2 separate regions of the Homo sapiens genome follow, and region 1 is linked to region 2. The links are chromatin contacts, found by Hi-C or POLR2A ChIA-PET in ENCODE. All regions are on one chromosome and are shown on one strand. The core of a region is the stretch at or near the end of the contact, and the rest is flanking DNA. Distances in the headings are between cores, read along the strand shown.

Region 1 (3,149 bases), core at 605-3,104, 760 kb before region 2:
ATCATACTATGGCATATGATATATAACATGGAATCTAGAAGATATAAATGGCAAATTATGACATTCATTTTTTTCCCATTCAACTAAATATATTGCATATCTCCCATATGCTTGTCACCATTCCAGATGCTAAGAATAGAACATTAACTAAAATAGACAAAAACACAAATTCTTGCCTTCATGGAGCTTACATTCTAGTGGAGGAAGACAGAAATTACAAGATAAATATGTAAAAGATATTTTATTACATGTTATATAACTATAAGGGCTAAGAATACAGTAGCGAAAAAAAAGGAAGATGTAGGAGTTACTATACAAGGAGTGAAGAGTGTCAAGACAGGCTATACTGAGGAGGTGACATTTGAATGAAGACTTGAAGGAGATAAAGAAGTTACCATGCAGAGATTTTGGGGTTGGTTGAGTGGGAGGGAGTTCCATCAGAGAGAAAAGCAAATTCAACGGGTCTGTGGCAGACTGAGCCAAGGGTGAGACTAAGCCGGCGGGGAGGCAGGGTGGTAAGAGATGAGGTTAGAGAGATTAAGGGGGTGGAGTCCAGACACCAGACTTTATAAGGAAAAGAAGTGATATAATGCAGATGATATACCATGATATAATAATAATACCATACAACAAATTTATTATGTTGCTGCAAAACAAATTATCCCAAAACTTCAAGAACTTAAAGTAACAAATGTTTATTTCATACAGTTTCTGGGGGTCAGGATTGGGGAGCAGCTCAGCTAAGCTGGCTCAGGGTCACTCATGAGGTTGTAGTCAAGCCGTCCACTAGGGCTGCAGTCATCTGAGGCCCTGATGAGGGCCAGAGGATCTGCTACCAAGATGGCTCACTTGGCTGTTGATAGAAGGCCTAGTTCCTTATCACATGACCTTCCACAGCACTGTTCACTACATGGCAACTGGCTTGCCCCAGAGTGAGTGATCAGATGACAGAGTGACCAAGAAAGAAGCCACAGTGTCTTTTATAACCTAATCTTGTATGTTACATATGATTACTTCTGTCATATTCTATTGGTCACACAGACAAACCCTGGTACCATATGGGAGAGGGGATTTACAAGTGCATGAATATCAGTACATGGACAGCATTGGGGATGGATCATCCTGGAGGCTGGTTACCACACTGGCTTGTAGAAAATTTCCTCAGAATAACCATTTCTTCAAGAAATACCAACAAATATGTGGCCCCTAAAATACTAGAGTTCCCAACCCTATCTGGGTTGGAGCCTGAACGAGGACAGTCCAAAGAGCAGGGGCTTCAAAAACTGCTGAGAGTCTGAAGATTTTATTTCAATTCTGCATGAGCATGCTTTTTTCTTCAAAGCCCCACTTCCTCTAGGCCTGGCCTCATTATTTCATTCAGCCAATTAACTCAACTTGTAATAATCTTAGTTAAACCTGCAAATTAAAAAAAAAAAAAAGCAAAAGAAAAGAAAAGACAAAAATAAACCCTTTGAGGAAATCTATAGAACTTCAGAGGCAGCCTGGACCTCTCTCGGTAATTTAACCTTGAGATGACACTGAACTTTGCGAAGGGCAGAGCAGACCCACCCATCCCCCTAAAATCCCTAGGTCTCTTCTTGTCGAAGAGAGGCATCTTGTCTAGTCTAAGAAGAATGACTGAGGACAGACTATTTGCTCTGTCCCGGAAGGCCAGTACTGGATTTATCCAGAAACAAAAAACATGGCTCTCCTGAGACCCAGGGCGGGCCTCTTGCCCAGCCCCCACCAGACTCAGCCTTGGCTGTGCAGCCCATCAGCCAGTTTCCTAAGCTGAGCAGCAGATGGCATCCCAGCCTCAGGAGCGAGCAGCTGAGGTTTCTAGAAAGAGCAGCATCACTGTAAGGAACTCAGACTGCGGCTTGGCATCTGGGAGCCCTGCCTCCCCAGCTCCCAGCTCAGGGAAGTTTCTGCTCTGTGCCTACAGATTAGGATACTGTTAGGCCAGTGTCTCAGAGAGTAGGGCCTGAAGCCCCTAGTCAGGAAACAGATGGTGAACACAGGGTCTTTTCTGAGAAAGATAAAAATCAGTGGTTTCTGCAATTATATAAGCACTAAAAAAAATTTTTTTAAACGAAGAAAACCAGTGGCTGCTGTTCTCAGACAGGCTGTTTTTCCTTCACTTGCCCTTTGCTTGAGAGGGTCCACAATGACTATATCTTGGTCTGGGGGCTGGCAGGTCCCTGGCGGGAGCCTCCTGGGATGGCCAGATGGAGCCAAAGACAACTTGAGGGATCAGTGGGCTACTGAAAGCATCTAGGGAATTCCAAGGGTTCAAAATTGAATATTTTTTTTCCCCTGATGACCCAAATGAAGAGCTATACCCCAGAGCTGACCGCCAATGACGCAGGCAGGGCTCAGTCCTGCAGGCCTTGTTTCTGTGCCTCAATCTTACTCCCTCTCCTTATGCTCCTCCTCCTCTCTGTTCCATTTTTTCTCTCCTTCCTTTTTCCTCTATCATTTCTATCCTTTTACGTCTTTCACTGTGTGGCTCTATTTCTTTCTTCTGCTCCAGTGTAGGAAAGAAAGCTGATTACCAAACTGCCTCGGCAAAGTGGCCATGGGCATTGAGCCACACACAATTCCCTGTCTTTAGGGACTCAGACCTTGTCTATACTTGCCTCTCTCTCCCTTCCTCATTTCTTCCCTCCCTGCTGCTGATACCTGATGGCCAGTCCCAAGGAGACCTGGACAAAGAGAGGTCCAGAGGTCACCAAGAAAATCTACTCTCCCCCCACAGAACCTGTACTCCCTGCTTTGTAGCTCCTGACAGGAAATACTCCAGAGGCTTCCCAGTAGGGCTGAGGTCCACTGAGCCTCCTGTTCACTGAGCACTCACTGTTTGCCACTAAAATGTGAGCTTGAGGGCAGGGCCCTGTCTACCTTGTTCACTGCTATACCCACCATATCTAGCACACAGTAGATACTCAAGAAATAATTGTTAAAAAATAATGAGTGGGGGATGGAAAGATGAATGTTGAGCACTGTATTAAGTATTAGGGGCACAGGGCTGGGCGTGGTGGCTCACGCCTGTAATCCCAGCACTTTGGGAGGCCGAGGTGGGCAGATCACAAGGTCAGGAGATCGAGACCATCCTGGCTAACATGGTGAAACCCCGTCTCTACTAAAAA
Region 2 (3,107 bases), core at 464-2,963:
TCTGTCAATGTGTAACCTGATGTCTCAACCCCCTGTGAGAAGAGTCCATTATTTGGTGTTCACCAACGTGGGAGACTTCACCGGAACAGGCTTTTTTGCTTTGGGCTCTGCTATTTGTTTGCAGAACACCCAAGAGCGAGCAAACATGCTCTCTTCACAGCAGTACCTTAGGGTTTTGCCATTGTAAATGGGTCTGATGTGATATGACAAGACCAGAGAAATTGGATGTAAATTTACATTTTTGAATATGCTTGTTGTTTCACATGATACATTTAGGGTATGCAGCTCCTTTTGTAGTTTTTATTTTTACTATTTAAGTTTGGAAATGATGCCAAATTTTTGTATTTCTTTAATCAATGTGTTCTCTTCGGTGATATATATTGCATTATATATTGATGTGTGTATCAATATATATTGATATGTATTACACTTACACATACAAACACATATAAGAGGGGGTGAAAACCGTAGCCTTTGCATTCTCTATAGCCTCTGCAGAGAGATACTAAGCAGCAAAATCTTGGTGTTGTGATGTACAGAAATGGAGAAGAGTATTAAACCATATTTAAGAATATACTTTGTGTGCTTGAGATTTTTTAGGACTGGTCTAGAAAGGCCTGAACTGTGGAGACAGTTCTCCAAGGCATACCTCAGATTAGTCACGGCCAATAGCATTTCAGCCTTGGGTTTGAGTTGTGTTTACTACATTTGTCTATGGAAAGGTATATGCAAAGTTTTTCTGAGGTCATGATCCCAGAGTTATGCTAGAAGAAGAAGGTTCAGGTTGCTGGGGCCAAACTAATTTGTATTCTCCCCCATTCTATATGCATGCCAAAGGGAATCTTGCTTTTTTTTTTTTTTAAGGTATGTTAAGTATATTATCCCATAACCCAGCATCCCATGGAGGTAGATGGTGTACCCAATTTTACAGGTGATGAAACAGAACAAAAGAAGGTTAAGTAGCAGCTCTTTAGTGATAACACCAAAATTTTATCCCAGGCCTTATTCCAAAGTTCTCTCTGTATCTGTCTTTGAGTCCTATAATAGAATGGTCCAGATGGAATAGCAGAAACTAGGCCTGGGCCCTCTCTCTCTCCCACGCTCCTTCATCTTACATACCTTACACTGGGTAGGAGAGTAGTAGCCCACCCAAAAGCAGGTCAGGGGCTGGTCCAGAGGAGCAGGGCTCCTAGGCCAGGTTCAGAGCAGAAGAGGATTTGTTTTCTTTGTTTTCCCCCAAGGTTGAGGTGCTTAAAGAGCCTCTTTGGTAGTTTAGGAAGCCTAGTTGAGGAGCCAAGGTGGTGCATGGTTTGCTTTCTCCAGGTTTGAGAAAACTGTTTTAAGTAAAATTGACCAGTAATGGCACTTGGCGTACTTTTCACCCATTTTCTTACCTGATCTAGGTGATAGCTCTGACGACGAAACTCAATTACCAGCTGGGAAGGGGCGAACATGCCTGTGCTGGTGGAAGTGTAATTTTCCCTCCTAATGCGTGTCTAGGTGCTGTTCTTGAAGACAAAATTGTTGGAAGGCAGCACAGTGGTGCAGGATATATGGGCTGTGGTCCTTGCCTGTCTGGGCCTGCAGCACTTGCCATCTTTTGTTCTCTGGCTCCAAGACGCATGCCATGACACTCCCAGACAGGCACGGTGGATTTAGGGCTGAGAGCCAAGGTGGAATTTAAGTTTCATGCCAGCTTCTCCTTTGTTGCCAGCTTGAGTGAATGCCAGGGGATTCCTGCCTGCCAAGTCCAGCCCTGATGGGACTGGGTCTCAGGGGACCTAGGAACTGAACAGCCAAGTGGTGTGGGAGCATCCGATTAGAGCTAGGGAAGCAGGGCACAGTTACTTGCTTGTTTTGTGGCAGTTTGGGTGCTGCAAGTTGCTGAGGATGTGGCTGAATAGCAGGCACTAGAAATAACAGGTGAAAACAATTCACCACCTAAAGGGTTCTCTGTAAATCAAGTCTAAAACCCTGTCTGGTGAATTCTGTTTCAGATACAGCCATCTCCAGGAGTCCTTCCCTGAAACTGGCAGGCTTACCTGGGGCTTAGCTAAGAGCCCAGAACCAAACAAGGGAGTCAAGAAAAGCTCTGGTTCTGCTGGGCACCATGGCTCACGCCTGTAAACCCAACACTTCAGGAGGCCAAGGCAGGTGGATCACCCGAGGTCAGGAGTTCAAGACCAGCCTGACCAACATGGTGAAACCCCGTCTCTACTGAAATTACAAAAACTAGCCGAACAGGTGGTGGGCGCCTGTAATCCCAGCTACTCAGGAGGCTGAGGCACAAGAATTGCTTGAACCTGGGAGGCAGAGGTTGCAGTGAGACGAGATGGCACCACTGCACTCCAGCCTGGGCGACAGAGAGACTGTCTCGAAAAAAAGAAAAAAAGGCTCTGGCTCTGCAGTTAACTGGGTTTGTGACTTCACAGTATCAGGCAGTCCCTGAATCTGAAGTGCCGTGCCAGCCAGCTTCCCAGGAAGCTATCAGGAGAGTGCAGTAGGAAGCAGGATCTCTGAGGTCTGAGGTAGAAATCCTGGCGCCACCTGAGAGGCTGGCAAATTATTCCATGTCTTTGAGTAGCAGTTTCACCACCTGTAATAAGGATTAAATGGAGTAAGGCACATGAAGGCACTTAGCAAGGACTGGGATGGCAGCTACTCATGGTTCTTCCTCTCCCAACCTTGGTCCTCTGGAAGTGGCCAGGGAAAGTTTGTGCTGGTGACCACAAGGTGGTGGTATAGAGTTAAGGATGCTGACTGGAAGAAATTTGCTTCATCTGAAGTAGGGGGGATTTCTGACAAGCATTAAGAGGTGCCTGGGACAACTTGCTTTGCCCTTAAATTTTAGGAAAGTGGAGAGGGCAGTTTAACAAAGGAGTAGGGATGAGTGAACGGAGAGGAGATCCCAGGAGTCTCAATCCAGCTCTGCCCAGTTTTCTTACTCCTTATTCTGGGCTTTGAGCTATCCGTCTGTGAAGTAACTATAGTCACTGACATTTGTTGAACAGTTATGTAATCCTTAGAAAAACGTAGTGAGGGAGATGCTGTTTATATCTTCCCATCCACGTTCTACTAAGTGGCAAAATCTGGGACTCAAAGTCAGG

The links. A loop is a pair of places that touch in the nucleus more often than their neighbours do. ChIA-PET counts read pairs that join two places held with the same protein, here RNA polymerase II (POLR2A). Pooled maps may share reads with other maps.
Region 1: a loop to region 2 is called in a pooled map, with 8 times the contacts of the local background. The contact joins two enhancer-like sites. A Hi-C loop is called at or near these places in 6 of 50 pooled maps. POLR2A ChIA-PET finds 5 or more read pairs at or near these places in 5 of 52 experiments (GM10248, GM12878, HEK293 and 2 more).

What each region holds. Positions count from the first base shown.
Region 1 is chr5:139,261,481-139,264,629 of GRCh38, reverse strand. No RefSeq gene overlaps it. Among named protein-coding and RNA genes, the nearest start is that of SNHG4, 11 kb to the left of the region's middle. RefSeq lists an enhancer at 1,906-1,975. Within about 2 kb of position 1,854, at least 6 of the 41 ENCODE cell types and tissues checked have a DNase peak (open chromatin) inside an H3K27ac peak, as active enhancers do.
Region 2 is chr5:138,503,562-138,506,668 of GRCh38, reverse strand. ETF1 (eukaryotic translation termination factor 1) reads left to right here. Exons shown (of 11, transcript NM_004730.4): 11 at 1-574. Among named protein-coding and RNA genes, the nearest start is that of ETF1, 38 kb to the left of the region's middle. Within about 2 kb of position 1,713, at least 12 of the 41 ENCODE cell types and tissues checked have a DNase peak (open chromatin) inside an H3K27ac peak, as active enhancers do.